2 separate regions of the Homo sapiens genome follow, and region 2 is linked to region 1. Evidence: chromatin contacts called from ENCODE Hi-C or POLR2A ChIA-PET data. All regions are on one chromosome and are shown on one strand. The core of a region is the stretch at or near the end of the contact, and the rest is flanking DNA. Distances in the headings are between cores, read along the strand shown.

Region 1 (6,447 bases), core at 3,354-5,853:
GACTCCAGGTAGACGCCCCTCAGACACCACACGAGACGGCGGCTCACATGGGCCAGAAGTGTTTCCCCTCTCCCCCAGCGGCTTGTCTAGGAAAACATGAGGACTCGGTTCGACTCGATGGTGCGGGCCTAAGCCCCGGGAAGCCGGGAGTGGTGAGGCGGGCCGCCGGGAGCGGGGCCGGGAGTGGTGAGGGGGGCCGCCCGGAGCGGGGCCGGGAGTGGCGTCGAGCAGAGAGCCCGCAGGCGGGAAGTCCTCTCAATGAGCGTCTCGAGCGCTGCCCGCGGCCCCTCCTGACTGCTAGTTGGAGCGGGGACAGCATGGGCGCGGCCGCCAAGGTAGCGTCGAGTGAGGGGAAGACTGATGGGCGCCTGGAGACGAGCTCCCACAGCGGCCACGCATTTGGAGCTGGGCGTCGGGGCCCGCCCGTCCCGCCGCGCCGCTAGCTGTCCCCTCTGCCTGGCCTCCGTGCCTTGCGCCCCTTTGTGCCGTCCAGCCCTACAGCTTTGAGGCCCTTTCGGCGCACGCACCCCGCCCCGATCCCCCGGCGCTATCCCAGCCTTGACGGCCGGGGAGGCTTTCCCTAGCCCGGCGCCTCGAGGACCGCCTCAGTGGCCAAAGGCGGCGCGGGGTGCGCCCGGGCTGTGTCCCCGGGAGGCTGGACCGCCAGTCCGCGCATGAGGCCATCTGTGAGGCACGAGTGCAGGAGAGTGAAGGAGACCGGGGCGTGCTGAGTAGGGACCTCCCTCAGTGACTGGAAGGTTATTCATGGGGCCTTCTGACACTCTAAAAACGAAATTTCTCCGGGGTTTGATGAGTATCAGGGTGGTGGCTTCTTGAGTTTTGAGCAGGCATCACAAATCAATCCCTCTGGAATACAGAACTGCCTCTGTTCCGTTTTGGGTTTTGTGTGTGTGTGTGTGTGTGTTTTTGGAGACGGAGTCTTGCTCTGTTGCCCAAGCCGGAGTGCAGTGGCGCCATCTCGGCTCACTGTAACCTCCGCCTCCCGGGTTAAAGCTGTTGTCCCGCCTCAGCCTCCCGAGTAGCTGGGATTACAGGCGCCCCCCACCACGCCAGGCTAATTTTGTATTTTTAGTAGAGAGAGGGTTTCACCATGTTGGCCAGGCTGGTCTTGAACTCCTGACCTCAGGTGATCCACTGGCCTCGGCCTCGCAAAGTGCTGGAATTACAGGCACGACCCACCACATCCGGCCCTCTGTTCCTTGTTTCGAAATAACTCAATTAAAAGTCAGAGGCTCACTGGCCACATCTCCTTCCACCCACCCACCGCCCCACCCCCCAAAAGATGCCTCTAGCAAATAAAATGAGACGTCCTGATGCCTTCCTGGCTCGTTCCAGAATTTTTAGCTTTGACTTTTGACGTGGGGTCCTTCTACCTAAAGTCCCCGCCGTCACATCAGCCCCCAGTTTTCCTCTGTCTTAGCTCGGGCTGCCGTAACAAAATACCATAGACTGGATGCCAGACAACAGAAATTTATTTTCTCAGTTTTGGAGGCTGCAAGGCTGTGACCAGGGCCCAACATGGTCAGGTTCTGGTGAGAGCTCCCTGGCTGCCTTCTCACAGGGTCCTCACATGGCAGAGAGAGAGGGACCCAAAGCCCTCTGGTGTCTTTTTTGTTTGTTTGTTATTTTTTGGGACGGAGTCTCACACTGCTGCCAGGCTGGAGTGCAGTGGCCCGATCTCGGCTCACTGCAACCTCCACCTCCCAGGTTCAAGTAATTCTCCAGCCCCAGCCTCCCAATTAGCTGGGATTACAGGCACCCACCACCACACCCGGCTAATTTTTGTATTTTTAGTAGAGAGGGGCTTTCACCATGCTGGCCAGGCTGGTCTCGAACTCCTGAGCCCAGCTGATCCACCCGCCTCGGTTTCCCAAAGTGCTGGGATTACAGGCGTGAGCCACTGCGCCTGGCCAGAACTCAGTCCTTACAGAACATCAGAGAATCCATACAAGGTGAGAGAGAGGCCTTATAAATGCATTGGGTGTGGGAAAGATTTGAAGGGGAGCTCACAACTTATTCAGCATCAAAGAATTCACAGTGGAAAGAAACTTTGTGAATGCAATGAATGTTCAAAGACTTGTAATCAGAGCTCACACTTTATTCGACATCATAGAATTCATAGTGGAGAAAAGCCCTATGAATGTGACAAGCATGGGAAAGCCTTCAGATGGAGCTCAGACCTTGTGAGGCATCTGGAAATTCATATTGGAGATAAAGTTTTGGAATGTAGCGAGCGTGGAAGAATTTTCAATCAGAGCTCAGGTCTAATGCAGCACCAAAGAAACCATACAGAATCATAACCCTAGGAAGACAGTAATGATAAAGATGTCAGTATGTACATATAGGAAGAGAGAAGGAGAGTTTGTTTTTGTCCTAACTATTTGGAAAATTGTAAGCTTCCTAAGAGCAATTTTCATCTGATTCAGTGTATAGTACTTAGTCTCAGGTCATGTGCAGATATGTCCTTCCCAAATGCTTACCACAAGATAAATCAGAAATCTTGACTGGAATAAGCTTCTAGTTCCTTTGCTTTATCATGAGAGGTTCCACACCACAGGAAAATCTTGTAAATGGTGGAAGCTGCATAAAGCACCATCATCATCACAAAATGGTGTCCTTGTGTGTCCTGTTTAGCAGCACCGAGAATCTAATAGCTTTCCCCTTGTCTGTTTTTCCTTACTATGAATTGTGCCAGGGGAACAGTAAAATGGGTATGATATCCTGAACTCTAGGGTGGATGTCTTTCTGGGACAGAATCTAATCCAAAAGTCTGCAAATGGACTTGAGGTTTTCACATTAGTATAAATGTCAATATGTAGTTTAGGGAATTTGCCTTATTCCTCCATTCCTAGCAAAATTAGATACAGAAGCAGCTAATTAAATCAGGAAAAGGAAACTGACAGTAAGTCATAGGACCCATTGTCTTCTCTCATGTAAAAGTAGAAGTTGTGATTCAATCTGTTCTGTAGGATTTAAAAGTATAATGGCACATTGAAGTTTGACATACTGAAATTCAGGCTCTGTCAATTTCATCTCTGTAACCTTTATTGTTTCTGAGTCTTGAGTTTTCTCATCTGTAAAATCAAGATAATGACATTAATACAATCCCTTGTGGAGCAACTGTGAAGACTAAATAAGACAATTTCATTAAGTTCCTGGCATAGTTCTAGACACGTAGTAGACATTCAACAAATGATAACTATTTTTATCCATAGCTCCTACGTGCAGTAATTATCAATGGCACTTTGAAGGAAAAAAGATAATATATCCCCCAGCCATGGGGGTGTCAATGCGCATTTTCAAGGATACTATATCTTGGAGAAACAAATTTAATAATCTGAGAATCTGAGAACTGTTACTATGGTACTACACAGTTGAACAACAATTTTTCTTGGAGAGACTAGGATTAAGCTATTTTATAAAAGTATTGAGAGACTGGATCAATCAATATCCTGCAAAATTGATAGTGAGATAAATTTATTTTTAATTAATTTTTTTTTTGAGACGGAGTCTCACTCTGTCGCCCAGGCTAGAGTGCAGTGGCACAATCTCAGCTTATTGCAACCTCTGCCTCCCGGGTTCAAACGATTCTCCTGCCTCCTGAGTAGTGGGGACTACAGGCGCCCGCCACCACGCCCAGCTAACCTTTTTGTATTTTTAATAGAGACAGGGTTTCACCATGTTGGCCACCATGTCTCAAAAAAAAAATAAAAAATAATCGGCCGGGCGCCTGTAAACCCAGCACTTTGGGAGGCCGAGACGGGCGGATCACGAGGTCAGGAGATCGAGACCATCCTGGCTAATATGGTGAAACGCCGTGTCTCCTACCAAAAAAAAAAAATTAGCCGGGCGTGGTGGCGGGCGCCTCTAGTCCCAGCTACTCAGGAGGCTGAGGCAGGAGAATGGCGTGAACCCGGGAGGCGGAGCTTGCAGTGAGCCAAGATCGCGCCACTGCACTCCAGCCTGGGCGACAGAGCAAGACTCCGTCTCAAATAAATAAATAAAATAAAAAATAACAACAACAAAAAAACACCAACCCCTATTTCCCCCATCGCAATAAAATTAACCTTAGAATTCTTTTTTCTCCTCCCCTCCCCCTACGCCCCAGGAATTGTACAGGCTAGTGGTTGGGGAATATTTTTTCGTGGAAGGGACCGTCTTCCTTAGCTGTGGCCCTCTCATCAGGTCTGGGAAGAGGTAATTGGAAAATAGAACTCATGGAGAAGTGTTACCACAGGCCATGGACAAGGCCAGAATTTCCCTGACATCTGTCCGCCAGCACCGCCCTTCAGGTACAATTCCACAAGAGACCCCCCAAACTTGATGAAGTCACCCGCTTACAAGGGCTCACTCTCCACCTGCGCAAGGACTGCAATTCCCAGGGGCCTCCAGGGCACCCGGCCGCTCCAGTCCAGTCGTGCAGGCGGCGCGCTCTTTCTCGCTCCGCTCAAGTCCAGGAACCGGTTCCCGGGCTCCCAGCCTCTCGGCAGCGCCCACGCGCCTGGGCCAAAGTCCGCGAACGGAAGCCGGCGGCGAGGAGGATTCTGGGAGTTGGAGGCCGAGGCTGCGACCTGCGCAGGCGCAAACCTGCCCCTGGGGTGAGGGCTGTAAGTGGCGCGATTCGCGGCAGCGCCCCGATGGAACCTCCTGGTCCTGTGAGGTGAGTGTTGGCGGCGGCTTCCCCGAGGTCCACCTGGCGGCTTGGCTTTTGCCCGTCCCGCAGGCAGCGGCGGCTCTGCAGTGAGCAGGCCTGGCAGGCAGCTCCGCGGTTGTGTGTGGAGAGGGGTTTGGGTTGCCCGTGGTGCCCGCGCTGCGCTACCTGCGTTGCGTCGCGTCACGTGCCGTGGAGGGGGGTCTTGATGTTCCTCTTCTCTTTTCTCGAGACCCTTGGGTAGGGAGTGAAGGGTGGGAAGGGGAGTTGTACCTGGCCTGGACGACAGCCCCCTCCCCGGGCGGGCACCTGCCCGAGGCCGGGGTAGAGAAGTTTTGCTGGGGCCAGCGGCGCCGGGCATCACCCTGGGAGACGCGAGCTCCGCGTTTTTCCTCGCGCCTCCTTTGTCTTAGGCCAGCGGTCCCCCTTTGTGCTCCTTTCGTGGCCTCTGATGCGTTCCACCTCCTTCCCTGTGTGAAAGGAAAATAAAATCTCAGGACCCCAAACTTACTATGACAAAGGGAAAAGTTAAGCTTGGAAACTGAGTCACGGAAAAAAACTGCTTTTCCTTTTGTTCCTAAACCGATAGCTGCAAGATAGAAAGCAACATATGCCCCCAGGTGGCCTCCCTCACCCTGGCAATGGAAACGAACAGCCGAGCTTCACCGGACAAGACTAGAAATCGTTCCTCCACCCACCCAGAGACAAAGCATATTTGACTTCTTCCTCTACTGTATGTCTACCTTATCTTGTGTAAAATGCAGATTTACTGAGCACGAGACAAATTCATAATTGACTTCCTCTTTTCACGTGCAACATGTGGATTCAGTGAGCTCTAATCAAATCCTCACAAGAATGTGGCCACTTACCTCACCACATACCCTCCCTCTTCTCTCCTCCTTCCCCTCCTGCCAGCTTTCTCCCCATTAAATTGAAGCCCTCAAAACCCTCTTTGGTAAAAGTGCGAGCCACGGATCCTACTGTGGCTTGTGTGTCTTTTTCCTGGGTGCATCCTCAACCTTAGCAAAATAACCCCTAAATTGGTTGAGACCTATCTCAGATGCTTTTTTGGTTTACACCTGTTAGATTTCCTTGACGCAGGCCACTGTACCCGAGACTTGTTCATAGCTGCCCCTTAATAGGGCTTTGGCATTTGAATGAGATCCAGCTCCTTAAAGGGGACTTATATTTTTCTTTTGCTGTAGCTACTACTTCAGAAATTTTTGAAAGCAGGGAGGAGCCATCTCAGAGGAGGCTGCCTCCCCAACACATTCCACCTTGCACTGAAAGCTGCTCGGCTCTGGGCTCTGCATCTGGAAACTTGGGTTTTGCTTCAAACTTATTTCTTCCAATAGTCATTTCTTCCCATAGGCCCCCAGAACTTTTTTTTTCTTGATACATTTTTCCTGTCAATGGCATTTAATTAGTTGTATTATAGAAAACCACTTTACATCCCCGTTTCTACCACGGTGCAAGTTTCTCAAAAACATTGACTTAGTGCAGCAGAATTCTGGGGAGGGGTGGAAGAAAAAGCGGGACTACAGGGCATAGGACAGGGTTTGGCTCTTTGGAGTGTTGAGTATATGTATATGTTTAATGAATGAAAAAAGAAGAGGAGGACGGGCGCGGTGGCTCATGCCTGTAATCCTACCACTTTGGGAGGCCGAGGTGGGTGGGTCACCTGAGGTCAGGAGTTCAAGACCAGCCTGGCCAATATGGCAAAACCCCGTCCCTACTAAAAATACAAAAAAATTAGCTGGATGTGGTGGCAGGCG
Region 2 (6,469 bases), core at 1,926-4,425, 120 kb after region 1:
GTGCAATGGCGCGATTTCGACTCACTGCAACCTCCTCCTCCCGGGTTCAAGTGATTCTCCTGCCTCAGCCTCCCGAGTAGCTGGGATTACAGGTGCCCGCCACCACGCCTGGCTAATTTTTTGTGATTTTAGTAGAGACGGGGTTTCAACATGTTGGCCAGGCTGGTCTTGGACTCCAGACCTCAGGTGATCCACCCACATCAGCCTCCCAAAGTGCTGGGATTACAGGCATGAGCCACCACGCCCGGCCAGTGTTAGTGTACTTTATGTGTGGCCCAAGACAATTTTTCTTCTTCCAATGTGGCCCAGGAAGCCAAAAGATTGGACATCCCCGATATAGAGCTTAAACTCAGTGAGATCTGAGGGTCAAACTATAGCCAATCTCCACCCTCAACCCAGCTTCAATTTCCTTTCAAAGCAGAGGCCTTACCACCTTCTTCAGCTAAAGTGGTTAAGAGAGGACATGGCCCGAGGGAACCTGGGCAGCTTTATAGTCCCATGGAAAGATGGCCCCTGAATCCTTGGGATGAGTAGACTGCTGTAAGGGAAGAGCCAGACCCGAGCCTACCTTGTCCTCACCTCAGGTGTTCCAGGGTGGTCAGCCGATCTCCACCCCCAAGGTTGCCTTCCCAGAGCCTCAGACCCATGCCCCAGCGTTATGGAGATGTCTTCTGGAAGAACCTTAATCAAAGGCCCACGTGAGTAGAGGAGAAAATGGAAACTAACTGGATGTGGTCTTAACTGGATTAAACTACCATAAACCCATATAGCAATAGGCCCTAGTCTGCGGTTAATTTCCCACTGGCTGGTGGACATTGTAGCTCCTAATGACAGAAAGGAGGTCGGGAGAGATTATTAAAGAAGCAATATGGATGGACATGTCCCCTCTGCACTTATAGCCCCCTTTTTGTTCTTCACAGCCCCACTTGGCTGGAGGAGCAGCACATTCCACCCATGCTGGTAAGACAGACCCTCTGCCGTTTAACATTTCTCTGTTAAAATTGCACCCACTGCTGTCCTGTCCCAAGCTCTCCTTATTACCGCTTCCCTCTGTTATTCCCCAACCAGTGCACTGACCAGGCCTTCCTTTCTATGAATCAGTCATCATGTTTTCGAGATCACAGGGGTCTTCCCAAGACCCCAGACTCCCTACCTAGTTCAATCCAAGCTCCCTTGAGAGAGCCAGTTCTTCTTTCTAGCTCTTTTTCCCCATTCTCTGGCACAGAGAGCCACTGGTTGCTCCCAGCTTGGTCTGTATCCTCCTGAGCAGCTCCCACCCCCTGAAATGCTTTGGAGAAGAAAGAAGAGGAGGCCATGTTTGGAAGGAATGCAGCAGCAGGGCCTTGGGGGAGTCCCCGCCCGGGTGAGGGCTGTCACTTACCACCTGGAGGACCTAAGAAGGCGTCAGAGCATCATCAACGAGTAAGGAAGGGAGACATCTGGGTTCTGGGAGTCATGCAGGATTTGGGGGCAGAACAGTTTGAGCTAAGGAAGGGGTTGACAGCTTTGAGGGGAGGTTTGAGGGGAGCTTTGAGGGGAGGTTGCTTGGAAGGAAGCTGTGGGCTTTGGTGTGATTGAAACAGATTTCTGTAATATGGAAAGAAGGAGGGAACTGCAGTAAGGAGGATGAGCCACATGAGCTGGAAGGAGTGGAAACTAGATCACTGAAGACAGGAAAGCAAACCATAGAACTGGAGGACAGTGGGGAGGTTGGGGTCACCTCTGGGTTCCTAGACAATATGCTTCAGTCTGAGGGGAGCAGAAAATTGGGAGTGGAGGGTTAAAGGTCAAATGACAACTCCCTGGAGTCCCAGCAGGAAGTATTTCAGAACAGAAAGGTGAAGAATGGAGAGACAGGAAGCCTGGCCTCCAGGCACTTCTCTCCTCAGCCTAAAGTCTCCACAGACTGAAGAAGGCCCAGTGGGGCAGCTCTGGGGCTGCATCTGAGCCAGTGGTGCTTGGCGAAGAGGGCTGTGGATTCCCCAGCACCAATGAATACCCTGATCTGGAAGAGGAGAGAGCAACCTATCCACAGGAAGAGGACCGTTTTCTCACTCCTGGCAGGGCCCAGGTATTGTTGGAGTGGAACTGGGTGGAGTGAGGGAGTGATGTGGGTCTCTGGTCTTGCATGGAGATGCAGAAGCTGAGAGCCAGGCTGGAGAGCTGGATTTGAGAGAAACAAAAATAACGTAGGTGAGAACCAGAGACTTCGAGGTACCTAAGCTTGGGTACTAGGAAATCTGGAAAGAAGACCTACTTTTCCATTTTCTTTTTCAATTTCTCTCATCTTGACAGCTGCTTTGGTCTCCCTGGAGCCCCCTGGATCAGGAGGAGGCTTGTGCCTCCAGGCAGCTGCACTCTCTGGCCTCGTTCAGCACTGTCACAGCCAGAAGGAACCCCCTTCACAATCCCTGGGGGATGGAGTTGGCAGCGTCTGAAGAGTAAGGAGAAACCACCGATGCCGAGAGGCTAGTGGTGCCCCAGGGACCCAAGACTAGTTCCGTCACTAGAGTCACCCTCATTGCTGACATGAAGGCGTTTCCCCTTCCTTCGTCTCTCCAACTGCCTTTCCCATCCTCTGAACTAGGCATTAACAGCCCCCGTGGGCTCCCATCTCAACCCACCGCTCTCACAGGAGCACCCCAAGTCCTGTTTTCCTCCAGGCCCCGCTCCTGGCCTTGTATTCTCTCTGCTCTGTTATTAAAAAGCAAGCAAGTGGAGCCCGAGTTGTCTTTCTTCTTGGGATGCAGCGATGGAGAGGCCAATGGGGAAGGAGGGCTCCTTTCGCTTTCTCGAGGACCCAGCTACAATGAAGTCGGGCTGGGTCCCCAGACAAGGAGTCTTGTCCGAGGCGAGAAGGGTCCTGCTCCCAGTCCAGCGTTCCTCGCCCGGCCCCTCGGGTTCCAGCACTGGTGGGCTGCCCCCGCCCCGTTCTCTCGAACTGGGAGTCAGTCGGCCGAGCTTCCGCCTCCAGGACCCTGGAATCCTGCCCCTCAGTGCTGCTGCCCTTTTGGGGACTTCCCAGCAGTCTGTCCCTCGGCCTGGCTCAGAGCCCTAGAAGCCGAGTCCCTCTGCCCAGCGCCCCACCCAGAACTCCACGTGTGCTGACCCCAGGTTCCCTTCCTGACCCTCATCCCCTTAATTGGGAGGCCCCGCCCCGTGCGCAGTGACGTTAGACGCCGCTGTCAGCCGGCGCTGGGGGGGGTCGGTGTGGGGTAGAATGGCCGCTGCCGCCGTCACCCGCGGGACCCCGGGAGGTAAGAGCCAGGGCCTCTCGCCCGCCTCTCCGCCCCCGCGCCAGAGGGCGCAGCTCCTCCAGGTCCCGACGCGGAGCGCCGCGCCAGGGACCACCGTCCCTCTTCCCGGTTCGCCCTCACCTCCCGCTTCCGTCCTCCTCCCCCGCGCCAGGGGGCGCCGCTCACCGCAGGGCCCCACGGCGGACCAGCGCGTGCCGGGGACTGTCCCGGAGACCCCCGCACCCGGCACCTGCACTGTCCCTCGCCCACCGCGTGCCCGCGGACTCTGCTCCCGGCTTCTCCAGAACATCCCTCTATGCGGGCGGGACCCTCCCACCTCGGAGGTTCTCCTGGGACCACCACTCCGCCGGGGGGCCGCCCAGAGTGCCAAGCGTCCGATCCGGCGCCGCCCAAGTGCAGCCCAAGGACCCGCTCCCGCTCCGCACCCTGGCAGGCTGCCTAGCCAGGACTGCGCACCTGCGCCCTGGGGCGGAGTCCTTACCCCAACCCCAGCTTCACTGCACATAGCCGAGCCCGACGGGCCTCCTCCCATCTCCATCCTGGACACCTGGCGGAGCCCGTGCTGAGAGCCTCCGCCAGCTCCCATCTGTTCCCCGAGGAGGGCGGGGGGCTCAGGCTGGAGCCAGAGCGGTAGATGGGGTAGGCTAGGCCTGGAGGCCAGGGGAGGCAGAGGCGTTTGGGGAGAGGGAGCTACGTAGAGAGGGCTGTCAGCCGGAGGGTGGGTTGTCCTGAGGGTGGGAATCTGGGTGTCTGGCCCAGATTCTATCAGGTCCTAACCAACCTGGAGGAGAGAATAGGTTAGGTTCAGTTATCAGATCTGCCCTTCCCCTTGGAAAAATCAAACAGAGAAGGAACTCAGGGCGTGTCTTCTAAAGGCCTAGCTTCTACCGGAGGTAGAATCTCCTGCCCTGCCCCCAGGATCCAGGCTCTCTTGCCAAACCATCCTCCAAGGACCGGATGGCCTGAGTCCCAACCCCCAGGACCTGACCCAACCATAGCCCCAGTCTGTGCAAAAGCTCAAGGTTTAGGGCCTCTGAGGCCCAAGCCCTGCCAGTCTTCTCCCCGCTCCCCCACCCCAACCCATTTCTTCCTGCTCACTCTTCCTGTCCAGTCTGCTCACTCATATTGGCTCCGGGCACTGTGTGTTGTTCTCTCTTCTACTGTCACATCACAGTCAGCCCCTCCCTCCCTTTCCTCATCCTTCCCAGATACTATGACCCAGTTCTATACCCACTCCCTACCTCATACTTCTCATCCTGGATTAATGTGGGGGCTTCTGCCATGACCTTGTTCTCTCCCTTCCCAGCACAGACTCCCCCTCCCCCCGGCCCCTCAGGCCGGGGGTGACCTTGCCCCCTGGAGCCCTCACCATGAATACCAAGGACACCACCGAGGTTGCTGGTAAGTTCACAAACCAGGTTCCCAATGTGGCCACAGCCTTTCGTTCTCCCCACGCTTTAGTGGCCCTCTAATTCTTGGATTTTCTGTTCTCCTTAGTGAGGTTTCAGTTTTCCCCAGTGCTCTGTATTGCCTTCAGCCCTTTCCCCTTGGACTATCACAGGGATGCCCCAGGGTAGCACACTAAACCCTCCCTTCTAATTCCCTTTAGAAAACAGCCACCACCTGAAGATCTTTCTCCCCAAGAAGCTGCTGGAGTGTCTTCCTCGCTGCCCGCTGCTGCCTCCAGAGAGGCTACGGTGGAATACAAATGAGGTTTTCTAGGGAGGCTGGGGGTTGGGGCCCAGCAAGACCTAGTAGGCTGGAGGAGGGTGAGTGGGGGGTCTTTCCGTGTCTGTCAACACTCCTAAGTGCAGAGCACCATTCTAAGCTCTTTGGGGATCCTAGGAGAGGTATAAAAACATGGATCTTGGCCGGGCATGGTGGCTCATGCCTGTAATCCCAGCACTTTGGGAGGCTGAGGCGGGTGGATCATCTGAGGTCAGGAGTTCAAGACCAGCCTGGCAAACATGGTGGAACCCCGTCTCTACTAAAAATACAAAAAGCAGCCAGGCGTGGTGATGTACGCCTGTAATCCCAGCTACTCGAGAGGCTGAGGCGGGAGAATTACTTGAGCCAGGGAGGCGGAGGCTGCAGTGAGCTGAGATCACGCCACTGCACTCCAGCCTGGGTGACAGAGTGAGACTCCGTCTCAAAAACAAAAACAAAAAGACATGGATCTTGAAGGAGCCCTCTTTTCTGTGGCATAGCCACCTGGGTAAAAACAAAAGCTACTGCCAGTAAAGTATTCCTTACATACTGGGCACCGTGCTAAACATTTGGCCTGCCTTGTCTCATTTAATCCTCTAACGGTTCTATAGAGCAAGCCCTGTTATTGCTCCTATGTTATTGATGAGGAAACTGATTTACCTCATAGTTTATCTAACTTACTCCAGGGCCTTTTTTTTTGAGACGGAGTCTCGCTCTTGTTGCCCAGGCTGGAGTACAATGGCGCGATCTTGGCTCACTGCAACCCCCGCCTCCTGGATTCAAGTGATTCCCCTGCCTCAGCCTCCCAAGTAGCTGGGATTACAGGCATGTGCCTCCACGCCCGGCTAATTTTTGTTTGTTTTTTTTTTGAGATGGAGTCTCGCTCTGTCGCCCAGGCTGGAGTGCAGTGGCGCGATCTCGGCTCACTGCAAGCTCTGCCTCCCAGGTTTACGCCATTCTCCTGCCTCAGCCTCCGGAGTAGCTGGGACTACAGGCACGCCACCACACCTGGCTAATTTTTGTATTTTTAGTAGAGATGGGGTTTCACTATGTTGGCCAGGCTGGTCTCGAACTCTAGACCTAGTGATCCGCCCATCTCGGCCTCCTACAGTGCTAGGATTACAGGCATGAGCCACCACGCCCGGCTGGAACCTTTGTTATTAACCACCACTGATACTGGCTCTTTCTGGAGGAGGCACAGTCCTTGTGTTACACATTTTCTGTATTCTGCATACTTACTGCCTTGTATGTAGTTGGTTGTTGATATTTATCAATTTGATGTCAGAAGAGGACTGTCAGTAAAACGATGCGTGTATGTGTGTATGTGTGATTGTTGTAAGTGCTATAGAGCGTTTAGGAAGGTCCAGTGTGGTCAGCAGGGCTTCATGGAGCATCTGAAAAGGGGTTTGGTTTATAGAATGGCTATGATTTCCAGATATGGAGAGGTGTGCACATGGTACCTGCCTTGTAGGGCACTAACATGCAGGAGGTAACTATTCAAAGCA

The links. Hi-C counts contacts between places; a loop is a spot of excess contacts on that map. ChIA-PET counts read pairs that join two places held with the same protein, here RNA polymerase II (POLR2A). Pooled maps may share reads with other maps.
Region 2: a map of B cell shows a loop between it and region 1 (3-fold over the local background). The contact joins the promoter of CAMTA2 here to the promoter of ZNF232 in region 1. A Hi-C loop is called at or near these places in 5 of 168 maps with a recorded cell type or tissue (B cell, CD8-positive, alpha-beta T cell, dorsolateral prefrontal cortex and 1 more), 5 of 37 single-sample maps with no recorded cell type and 14 of 50 pooled maps. POLR2A ChIA-PET finds 5 or more read pairs at or near these places in 5 of 52 experiments (A549, CD4-positive, alpha-beta memory T cell, HEK293 and 2 more).

What each region holds. Positions count from the first base shown.
Region 1 is chr17:5,110,034-5,116,480 of GRCh38, reverse strand. ZNF232 (zinc finger protein 232) reads left to right here and starts at 4,603. Exons shown (of 4, transcript NM_014519.6): 1 at 4,603-4,681. The coding sequence starts at 4,659. ZNF232-AS1 (ZNF232 antisense RNA 1) reads right to left here and starts at 4,546. Exons shown (of 3, transcript NR_135658.1): 1 at 4,380-4,546; 2 at 3,029-3,095; 3 at 2,099-2,323. It overlaps USP6 (ubiquitin specific peptidase 6), which reads right to left and starts at 449. Exons shown (of 38, transcript NM_001304284.2): 1 at 1-449. RefSeq lists an enhancer at 4,243-4,292.
Region 2 is chr17:4,984,381-4,990,849 of GRCh38, reverse strand. CAMTA2 (calmodulin binding transcription activator 2) reads left to right here and starts at 3,175. Exons shown (of 23, transcript NM_015099.4): 1 at 3,175-3,257; 2 at 4,564-4,658; 3 at 4,867-4,970. The coding sequence starts at 4,628. It overlaps INCA1 (inhibitor of CDK, cyclin A1 interacting protein 1), which reads left to right. Exons shown (of 7, transcript NM_001394789.1): 3 at 585-698; 4 at 921-960; 5 at 1,226-1,422; 6 at 1,906-2,071; 7 at 2,296-2,720. The coding sequence ends at 2,445. CAMTA2-AS1 (CAMTA2 antisense RNA 1) reads right to left here and starts at 3,106. Exons shown (of 3, transcript NR_187235.1): 1 at 2,625-3,106; 2 at 2,258-2,434; 3 at 905-2,163. RefSeq lists a silencer at 3,156-3,695.